Linked DNA regions of Homo sapiens: region 1 is linked to region 2. Evidence: chromatin loops called from intact Hi-C (ENCODE). Cell type or tissue: testis. All regions are shown on one strand. Links, peaks and the distances in the headings refer to the core of each region. The heading gives the core; the rest is flanking DNA.

Region 1 (5,373 bases), core at 259-5,258, 88 kb before region 2:
TGCTAGGCCTGGGCGGATAGCCCGACACCTGCAGTGAGATATACACAGGGTGAATTAAGCAAAGATGTGCTGGAGGATGCAATCCCAGGGGAAATCCTCAAGCCACAGAAAGCCTCTCTCTGATGCCCAAAAGGTGCCCAAGTACCGATGCCTGTCCCCAAACCTACCCCAGTGGCCTCATTCCACAGACCCCCACCTGCTGACCCATGGCCTTTGTGCAGGAGAGAAAGAGCACTAGGTTGGAGTCAACAGAGGAGGATTCCAGTTCTAGCCTGCAAGAAGTTGCTGGGCAACTGGGGCAAATGGCTTGGCCTCTCTGGGTAACCACAGCCTTATCTGTGAAATGCTGGACCTGCCTGTCTCCACACGTGTTGTGAGGATCCAAGGAGAAGATGCAAGCAAGTGCTGCCAAATGCCAGGAGTCATCATTCCCACATAACTTCTCTGAGCCTCAGTCTACTCATCTGTAAAATAGGACCATGCCTGTTTTTCCCCTCCATGGTGGCTGAAGTTAAAAAGGGAAAATGGGCTGGGCGCAGTGACTCACGCCTGTAATCCCAGCACTTTGGAAAGCCGAGGCAGGAGGATCACGAGGTCAGGAGATCGAGACCATCCTGGCTAACATGGTGAAACCCCGTCTCTACTAAAAATTAAAAAAAAAAATTAGCTGGGCACGGTGGCGGATGCCTGTAGTCCCAGCTACTCGGGAGGCTGAGGCAGGAAATGGCGTGAATCCGGGAGGCGGAGTTTGCAGTGAACCGAGATCGTGCCACTGCACTCCAGCCTGGGCGATAGAGCGAGACTCCGTCTCCAGAAAAAAAAGGCGGGGGGAAATGAATAGGTAGAGCGCTTTAACACAGGCCAGGCACAGAGGAAACCCCCAGAAGGAGGCACCTCCCTTGGCACTGTTTTACCATTATTAGTGTTCTAGTCAGTAGTGGAATGCTTGAGGGCTGAAGTCAGAACTCCAGCTTATTCTTTCCTAGCTACATGACCTTGGCCAAGTCACTTAATCTCTTTGTGACCCCATTTTCTCATCTGTAAAATGGGAGTAGAAACAGCGCCCCATGGCACTGTGCGGATGAAATGAGAATACAGGTGAGCAGGTGTGCTGGCCTTACCGTGAGTGCTAGATGAATGGGGTCGCCAGTTTGAAGGTAAAGAGACTCCGGTGGTGTTTCCCTGATCTCTGATGCCCTCCTCCAGCCCTTTCTGCTTTCAGGGAGCTGCTCAGGGCCACCTGCCAAGCCCATCTAACCCTAACTTCCAACAGCTGTAAGGCCTTTTGGGTTTTTCACCTATAATTTCACACCCTTTCTCATCCTAAGGCTGTTGAGCTTTGTCCCAACACAGATAGCTCAGGTGACTTCAGCTCCCCTTGGCCAAGAGGGAAGAGCATGAGGCCAGGGCAGCAGAGCACCTGGGGAGCTAGTGACAAAAGGAGTCAGATAAGAGATTCTGCAAGTGGCCAGCTCTGAGCCTGGCTCCTGGCAGAAGGAATAGTGTCTCCCCAGGAGTCACAGAACCTGAGGCATGGCTTCTTACTATGTTTATGTTTTTGTTTTTGAGATGGAGTCTTGCTCCGTCGCCCAGGCTGGAGTGTACTGACACGATCCCGGCTCACTGCAATCTCTGCCTCCCAGGTTCAAGCGATTCTCCTGCCTCAGCCTCCCGAGTGGCTGGGATTACAGGCACCTGCCACCACGCCCAGCTAATTTTGGTATTTTAGTAGAGACGGGGTTTCCTCATGTTGGCCGGGCTGGTCTCGAAATCCTGACCTCAAGCGATCCACCCGCCTGGCATGAGGCGCCGTGCGGGGCCGGCTTCTTACTATGGATGGGAGCTACACCCCAGCATCCTCCTGATACCCCCGTGTGCCAGCCCCGGCTGCTTGTGAACTTCCCTCCCTTTGGTCCCTAGGAAGTGTGGGAGCTGGGGGAGCCTGGTGCTGGAGCAGGGAGGGTATACATGGGGCAGTGTGAGGGGCAGGGCTGCAGGGGTCATCTGAAACAGAGGAAGAACTCGGACTTCCTCCTCCAGGCAATAGGGAGCCCCTGAGGCTGCTGAGCAGCGAAGGAACACTGTGAAAGTGGAATTCTAGGAAGACACATCTGGCCAGTACAGAGGACGGAGAGTGGTGCAAGAAACATCTGTGTGTGAGACAGCCAGCCAGAGGAATCCTGGCACCAGCCCAGGGCGCCGGTGGTGACACTCCGCAGAGAAGGAAGTCTGCCCAGATTTGAGGTGTTTTCTGGCAGGTTCCTGGCTGTGGTCACTCTGTTTCCTCCTGGGGGTCTCTAGCCATCCCCTAGCCTTGCCAGAGACCACTCACAGGTTTTTGAAATTCTCCCCAAAGCTGCCTGACACTTTTCTCTCTCACACAAACTGCAAGGACTATCCAAAATAGGAGGAGGCCCTGAAGAAGGGGGAAGGGGAAGGAAGGCAAACGGCTTTAACCTTTTCCCGGCTGAACCACACCCCTAGCCCCAATTGTTCTTGATTCTTCTCATCCTCCAAATGGCCTAGAACTGTGGTACCCCAAGTGCCCTGGCCACTACGGGATCAAATTCAGACTGAAATCTGGGACAAAGAGAGCACTTTTTGGCAAAGATGAAGCCAAAACAGACCCTCAGCGGGCCTGGGCCCAGGCTGCTGCTCAAGGCAAGGAGATTCCAGAGCAGGCCCCCAGTGTGCAACCCTGATGGGCTTCCTGGAAAGGGAAGCCAAGCGGAACACTTCTAAATGACAGTCTAACATCCTTGCCTTTCTCCTTCCCTTCCCCAAGCATCTCCATTCCCCACTTTTTTCTCTATTCCAAATGGGTCAAGGTGCCCATAGGTCTCAGAACCTTCTTCCTCCAAAGTCTTGTCAAAAGGAAAAGCGAAAGAGTAGGCTACTGCAGAAGGCTGGGGTCAAGCGGGCAGAGTTCAGCTCCTCCCTGTAGCCTTGCCTGGTTAATATGGAGCCCTGGGGCTGTGAACCAGCACCAGCCTCTTTGGCCTTCCCAGGAAATAAGAGTGGCTGGGCCATCCTAGAACTCAGGAGAGGGCAATGAAAGCATCCTTGAAGACACTGGAAGCCACCATCCAGGCCCTGTGTTGCTGAGTGGAACCCTCAAAGGTCAGGCAGGCGCAGCAAACTCCAGCCAGAAGCACTGCCTGCACCAGGTGACTTGGAGAGTCACCTCCCCACTGCCACCCCTTCCTCCTCTGTTAGAAATTTCCTGGCATGAGAAACCAAGATACATGTGAAACCTCTCTGCAGGTCCAGGCAAGGAGAGTGCTAAGTTTGAACCAGTCTCTAATGTTGCTGCAACTTGCTCCCCACTCTGCAGATTTCATCTTCGGCTTCACACCCTTTGTTGGCTCTCTGCTGCCTGTGGGACACAAGCCTATTCATGACCTCTGCTCAACTGACCTCTCTAGTCACACGCCCTGCCACCCTTGCTTGTCCGTCCCTGCACACTGCCTGGCCTGCCTGAGGTCTCCACAGGTGTAACCTGCTGTTCCACAGCTCCCTCCTCCCCATCACTCCTGCAGATCGGTCACACTTCTAGAACTATGCTTACCATACTGGACTTAATGATTTGCTTGTGAAACTGTTTCCTTCCAAAAGCCTGTGAGCTTCTTGAAAGTCATGTCTGTGCCTTGATATTTCCACTGTCCATCATGGTATCCAACACATACCTGGACCTATGACTAGAATACATTTCCCAGCCTCCCTTGCTGGGAGGTACAATCATGGAACTAAATCCTGACCAGTGGCACATGAGCAGGGTAATGTACCCTTCCCTTTGGCATAACCCACAGAATCTCCCTGCAGTCCTTCATATTCTCTCTTCCTTTGCCTGCTGGCTAGATGCAAAACTCCACGCAGGATGGGGTCACCAGCTGGGGGAGTCTGAGTTCCTGAATGACTGCCTGGAGCAGAGCCCTCTAGTGACTTGTTTAGGTCTGGGACCTGTGCAGAAAATAAATATGTTGAGTCACTGAGTTTGTTATACAGCAGTTAGCCTGCCCTGACTCATACAGAGGAGCTCAATCAAGGTCTATTGAAACAAACTAAAAGAGGGAAGGCAATAGAAAATGTAGATTCCTCCTGCGGTTCTATCCTTAGATCCAATCAAGTCAGGCATTACATTCCCTGCATGACTCAACTATTGCTGGAACTAAACCATCACTCCTCTCCCACAGCTGTATCTATCAAACCCACATGCACAGTGGTTAGAATGCCATGCTTTCCCCCGGAAGGACTGAGAAGGGTGGAGGACTTGCCAGATGGCCTCTGAAAGTCACTCTAGGTGAATGGGCCACACCTCAAGATCCTGGTTTCACAAGCTTGTAGAAAGCACACAGAGACACAAAGCTGAATTGCAGGGAGGAGCCTCCTCCTTGCCACAGGGACATCAGCATGCCTGACACATGACCCTCAAGCTCAGAGGAACCAACGATGGGAACCCACCGCCTCTCTGAAGCAGCCCACGCCATTCCTGGGCAGCCTCTGGGAAGTGCTGCAACAGGGCTCCTCACAAAGCCCAAGTTCACCAGATCAGATCCCCACCTGGTCACGAAGGGCTATGACCTAACAAGGGAAAGATCACACTGGGACCGAAAGAAGAATAAGAGAGGAATGGAGAAGAGGGACTTCAAACATATCCTCCCAATGTTCCACGCCGGTGCTACTCAAGGCAGACTGTGGCACTGACATCATCTCAGAGCTTGATGGAAAAGCACAATCTCAAACCCCAGGCGGACCTGCTGAATCAGAATCTTTTAGCAAGATTGCTAAGTAGTTCATGTGCACATGAAAATTTGAGAAGTCCTCATTGTTCTCTGCCATAAAGATTTCATCTAATCCTTAACAAGCAGATCCCAATAGTAAATCTAGCCCATAGGCAAAGATGGGCACACAAGAGGAGGAATGGGAGCTAAATAAAACTTGCCTTTAAAGCGGAGGAGGAGGACAGCAGGCCTCTCTCTCCCATTCCTTCATAACCAGCGGCAGCTCACTATGCATTCATTTATTCATTCAACAATGATTTCCCAAGCACACACTATATGGCAGGTACTGTTCTAGGCATCGGGAAAACAGAAGCTATGGAGCAGGCAAGATCCTGCTCTCTGAAAGCTCACATTCTGGGGAGAAGGGGAGGGAGGTGGGGAATGACATAGTAAACAACAGTTAAGAAGACAATGGGCTGGGCATGGTGGCTCATCCCTGTAATCCCAGACTTTGGGAGGCTGAGGTGGGAGGATGGCTTGAGCCCAGGAGTTCAGCCTGAGCAACACTGGGAGACTCCATCTCTCCAAAAAAAAAAAAAAAAAAAAAAGATAATAACAGGTTGTAATAAGTGTTTTGAAGACAGTAGAATGT
Region 2 (5,373 bases), core at 132-5,131:
ACATTTCTCTCTTTCTTCACATATCTAATAATTTTTATATAGTGAACATTGTAAATGGTATATTGTAGAGACTGGATTCTGTTATCTTCCTCTGGGATTCTAATATACACTAAAGTTCAAGAATGGCTGCCCTTAGGGGAAAGTCATACAAGTGTGGACCTCACCCGGAGTGTCTTCCTTCTTTCAAGGAACAAGTCCCCTTCCTTTAGTCTGGTCGTCATCCAGTGGCATCAAACAGGTTTTTATTTTCACCTTGTCCAGAGTTTGTAATTATGATCTGTAGGAGGGGTTAGCCTTCTACAAATCACTCTACTCTGTTAGACCAAAATTTGGATATTCACATTTTAGTTCAAATACTATATTAAATATGGTTTGATGTTGTTTGCATTCTTTGTCATTTAAAAATAAATTTAAAATGTTTTTAGTTGTACTGGGCATGGTGGCACACATCTGTAGTCCCTGGCTACTTGGGAGGTTGGGGTAGGAGGATTGCTTGAGCCCCAGAGTTCAAGGCTATAGTGTGCTATGTTAGTGCTTGTGAATAGCCGCTGCATTCCAGCCTGGGCAACACAGCAAGACACATATATTTAATTGCTATTTGAATAAAATGTTTGTGAAATCCTGGAAGCACCTTACAGGTTTATGAGACACAGCTTGAAAATCTCTAGTATAAACCATATGATTGACCATTATGGGTATGGATTAGGTTCAACCAGGCATAGGATTATCTCTATGGCAACTGTCGCCATAGCATCAAGCCTACGAGAGAGGTGGAAAATGGGCTTGTGAAGAGTGAAGAGGAATGCAGGGTAATATCTTCCTGGTCCCCATTCCAGGAAATCCAAGAGACTTGCTTTGCACCTTAAAAGAGGAAATCTACAGATGGTGATTAGGTAAAAATGAGCTTTTTGCTAAAAGCAGCCACATTTCCAGCATTCCAACCTATTTTCAGAAGGAGGCTCCTCTTAGCTCCTATGGGCTGATTCATATCCACTTGGTTCATCAATCCTTACCTGTTAACCTGCTCACATGCCCCAAAGTGCAGAGGGTCCCTGCTCCTCAACGAGAAGCAGGGACTCCCACTCAGGAGGGAATTGGCCTCAAGTTTCCCAGTATTTCCAGCCTCTAAGACCTATGGACTGGAGAGAAAGTTCATCTAACTAAATCATTGCAGCCTCTCCTTTTTCTCCTCCCCATTCCTAGTCGGACCCACTAGTGTTTTATTTACCAGGGAGCAGACCTGGACCAAGCTTCTCCAACTTTTTGTTTGTTTGTTTGTTTTTTGAGACAGGGTCTTCCTCTTTCACCTAGGCTGGAGTGCCGTGGTACGATCTCGGCGCACTGTAGCCTCGGCTTCCTGGGCTCAAGTGATTATCCTGCCTCAGTCTCCTGAGTAGCTGGGACCACAGGCATGCACCACTACACACAGCTAATTTTCTTTTTTCTTTTAGAAATGGGGTCTCACTATGTTGCCCAGGCTGGTCTTGAACTTCTGGGATCAAGCAATCCTTCTGTCTTGGGCTCCCAAAGTACTGGGATTCCAGGCATAAGCCACAGTGCCTGGCCCTTCTCCAACTTTAATGTGCACACAAGTCCCTTGGGGGTCTTGTTAAAATATAAATCCTGATTTAGTAGGTGTCATGGGCCAAACTGTGTCTACCCCTCACTTTTTTTTTTTTTTTTTGAGACAGGATCTGGCTCTGTTGCCCAGGCTGGAGTGCAGTGGCAGGATCTCGGCTCGCTGCAACCTCCACCTCCTGGGCTCAAGTAATTCTGCCACCTCAGCCTCCTGAGTAGCCGGGACCATAGATGCACACCACCACGCCCAGTTAATTTTTCGTATTTTTGTAAAGATGGGGTTTTGCCATGTTGCCCAGGCTGGTCTTGACCTCCTGAGCTCAAGCAATCTGCCCACCTTGGCCTCCCAAAGTGCTGGGATTTCATACGTGAGCCACCGTGCCTGGTCATACCCCTCAAAATTCGTATGTTGAAATCATAATCCCCCTATCTCAGAATGTGAATGTATTTGGAGACAGGGTCTTTAAAGAGGTAATTAAGGTTAAATGAGGTCATAAGAGTAGGTCCTAATCCAATAGGACTGGTGTGCTTATAAGAAGAGGAGATGAGGCCGGGCGTGGTGGCTCACGGCTGTAATCCCAGCACTTTGGGAGGCCGAGGCAGGTGGATCACCTGAGGTCAGGAGTTCAAGACCAGCCTGGCCAACATGACGAAACCCTGTCTCTACTAAAAGTACAAAAATTAGCCAGGTGTGGTGGCGGGTGCCTGTAATCCCAGCTACTCAGGAGGCTGAGGCAGGAGAATCGCTTGAATCCAGGAGGCAGAGGTTACAGTGAGCTGAGATCATGCCACTGCGCTTCAGCCTGAGTGACAAGAGTGAGACTCCGTCTCAAAAAAAAAAAAAAAAAAAAGAGGAGCTGAGGACAGATGCAGAGGGAAGACCATGTGAAGACATACGGAGAAGGCAGCCATCCACAAGCCCAGGAGAGAGGCCTCAGAAGAAACAAACCCTGCTGACACCTTGATCTTGGACTTCTGGCCTCCAGAACTGTGAGAAAATACCTTTCTGTTGTATAAGCCGTCCACTGTGTGATACTTAGTTATGGCAGCCCTAGCAAACTCATACATGTGGGTGGGAAGGCACTGAGCTTTCTGCATTTCTAACAAGCTCCTGGATGCTGCTGATTCGAGGACCACACTTTGAGTAGCATGGACCTAGAGAATCTGATTCCTTTTTATTTTATGACATTGTCAGCAGCTTCCTAAGTCATTAGCAGGTGGGGAGGAGGACACTTTTTCTCAAACTCTGCCTTCCTAAAGATAGCTAAGGTAATTGTTCTCTACATTTTTTGTGGCACTTTTGAAATTTTACAAATAGAGTGGCACCTTTCAGTTTCTGTAAGTGAATGCAGTGGGCTGGATATACCCACACGGCATGGCAGGCATAGTATGCAAATTGAGGCACTCATGCTGTGTCTACAGTGGGCAGTTGCCACTCTGTCCCCATGCTAGAATGTGGGCTTAATGTGGTCATATTTTCCAAAACTTCAAGAGCCAGAAATTTGAATTTTTATATTAAATCTCTAGATTTTAAAACTTTCAAATGTTGGCACCTCCATCTGCTTATTTTTGAAATAATGTGAAGCAAAGGAGCTCTCTGAGGTGGTGCTGGACATGTTCAATATTTGGACCTCTACCTTGTTTTAGGTGTATACACATGTAAAAATTCATCATCCAGGTATAGCATAAGCAAACATTCATCAAACTGTATCATTAAAATTTGTACGACTTACCACTTGTAAGTTATGCCACAATAAAAAAGAAAAAAAATCTGCATGGGAATGATACACATGACAGTTATTACCTCTGGGGGCAGAGGCAGGAAAGGAACAGGGTTGGCCTTATGTGTATTTCTAACATATTTCTTCAAAGAGATAGAGGGCTGAAGCATATAGGGGGATTTCTTTCTTTCTTTCTTTTTTGAGACAGGGTCTTGCTCTGTTGCACAGGCTGGAGTGCAGTGGCACAGTCATAGCTCACTACAGCCTTGACCTCCCAGGCTCAAGCGATCCTCCCACTTCAGCCTCCCAAGTAGCTGGGACTACAGGAGCATGCCACCACGCCGCCTGGCTAATTTTTTAAATTTTTAGTAGAGACGAGATATCACTATGTTGCCCAGGCTGGTCTTGAACTCCTGGGCTCCAGCAATCCTCCTGCTTTGGCCTCCCAAAGTGCTGAGATTACAGGTGTGAGCTACCTCGCCCAGTCAGGAGAAAATATTAACAGCTGTTTCATCTCAGTGATACTAGGTATCTGCTTTATTGTTTTCTGTGTGTTTGAAATATTTCATAATTAAAATCAACTATTTTTTAACATTAAAAAAATAAAGCCTGGAAAGACCAACACTGCATGAACCAAATAAAACTCCTCAGAGGCTACTGCACCATTCTCTTGGTCTCCCTGTGGGACTGCACAGTTGTTTATGTACGAATGCTTACTGCCCTGACCCAGGGCTCCTGTATCTTCAGTAAATACCTGCTCCCTCTTTGTCACGGGTGTGATGTGATGTCACCCCACCCACTCAGCCCAGCACCCTCATATGCCATTCATCACCAGAAGTGTGTCCTCGGTGCAGCCTCAACTGTGGGAAAAATAACGTTTATATATCAACCCAAATTTGAAGACACTCTGTATTGGGTTCATAGTTTAAAGCTACCAGAGAACAGACTTCTCTGATCCTGAAAGCAATTAAAGCCTAGTGGTTGAACTCACTGGGTAGAAGCCTGGGTTTTCCAGTTTACTAAATATATGCCCCTGGGAAAGTTAGTTTCTCAGCTTCTATTTCTTCACCTGTAAATTGGGAATGACGACAGTATCTACCTAGTTGGGCTTACGGGTAGATTTAAATTTGCTGAGTTATTGGTGCATAACTGTTCATTAGTTATTATTAAGTAATTAATACTGGGTTGATTTTACTTTAACTATCTTTCTTACATCATAGATTGTCTGAGGCCACACCAGTATGAAATCAACAGCTGGCCACCAAGTCTCAAAGGGAAGATATTTTCGGCTGGGTGTGGTGGCTCATGCCTATAATCCCAGCACTTTGGGAGGCTGAGGTGGGCAGATCACTTGAGGTCAGGAGTTTGAGACCAGCTTGGCCAACATGGTGAAACCCCATTTCCACAAAAACTAGCTGGACATGGTGGTGTGCTCCTGTAGTCCTAGCTACTTAGAAGGGTGAGGCAGGAGAATCGCTTGAACCCAGCAGCCAGGAGGCGGAGGTTGCAGTGAGCCGATATCATGCCACCGCACTCCAGCCAGCCTGAGGGATGCACAGCAAGACTCTCAAACAGAAAAAAAGGAAGATATTTTCAACTCTGATTCAAGTGGCAAATGTAATTAAACATTGTCAAGTGCGGGGCAGTACAAACTTCTTTCTGCCTTCAAGGAATGGATCTGTTTCTGTCCTTCATGAAAAACCCTAAACGGCCAAAGCAACCTTAAGAGAAAACAGAATTGCAGAATCTCCAGGTTGGTTCTTTTCCTCTGGCCTCAAACCTCAGGGGTAGAGCGTTGGCCTCTCCCCTTGGACAGCATGCTGCCAGGACAGCCTCCCTGCTGACATGCCTGCCTGGGCTGCTTTCTGGGGCTTCTTGCTCAAGGTAATCCTCCAGGAACAGCACCCTGCTGGCAGCTTTGCAACCCCAAAAGGGCTTTCGCAATGACTAATAAAGCCATAAAGGATGAACACAGATCCAAAAAAATTCATCCCCTGAAGGAATATGATTTCGACTACTTTTCACTTGGTGCTTCCTTGTCTTTTAAGCCACATGCATTCAATTTCTGTCTGAA

Evidence for each region. Hi-C counts contacts between places; a loop is a spot of excess contacts. Peaks named below come from ENCODE experiments on the same cell type or tissue, not always from the same donor. Only the 100,000 strongest peaks of a DNase experiment are listed, where the experiment ranks them.
Region 1: a loop joins it to region 2, with 4 times the contacts of the local background. A loop is called at or near these places in 33 of 110 quality-filtered maps.

The regions. Positions count from the first base shown.
Region 1 is chr10:103,777,521-103,782,893 of GRCh38, forward strand. All of the region lies in intron 2 of SH3PXD2A (SH3 and PX domains 2A), which reads right to left. Among named protein-coding and RNA genes, the nearest start is that of SH3PXD2A-AS1, 33 kb to the left of the region's middle. RefSeq lists an enhancer at 1,941-2,440. In testis, for the core only: no CTCF peak of the experiment used is centred there; a DNase peak (open chromatin) is centred at 2,161.
Region 2 is chr10:103,865,451-103,870,823 of GRCh38, forward strand. No RefSeq gene overlaps it. Among named protein-coding and RNA genes, the nearest start is that of SH3PXD2A, 13 kb to the left of the region's middle. In testis, for the core only: no CTCF peak of the experiment used is centred there; no DNase peak of the experiment used is centred there.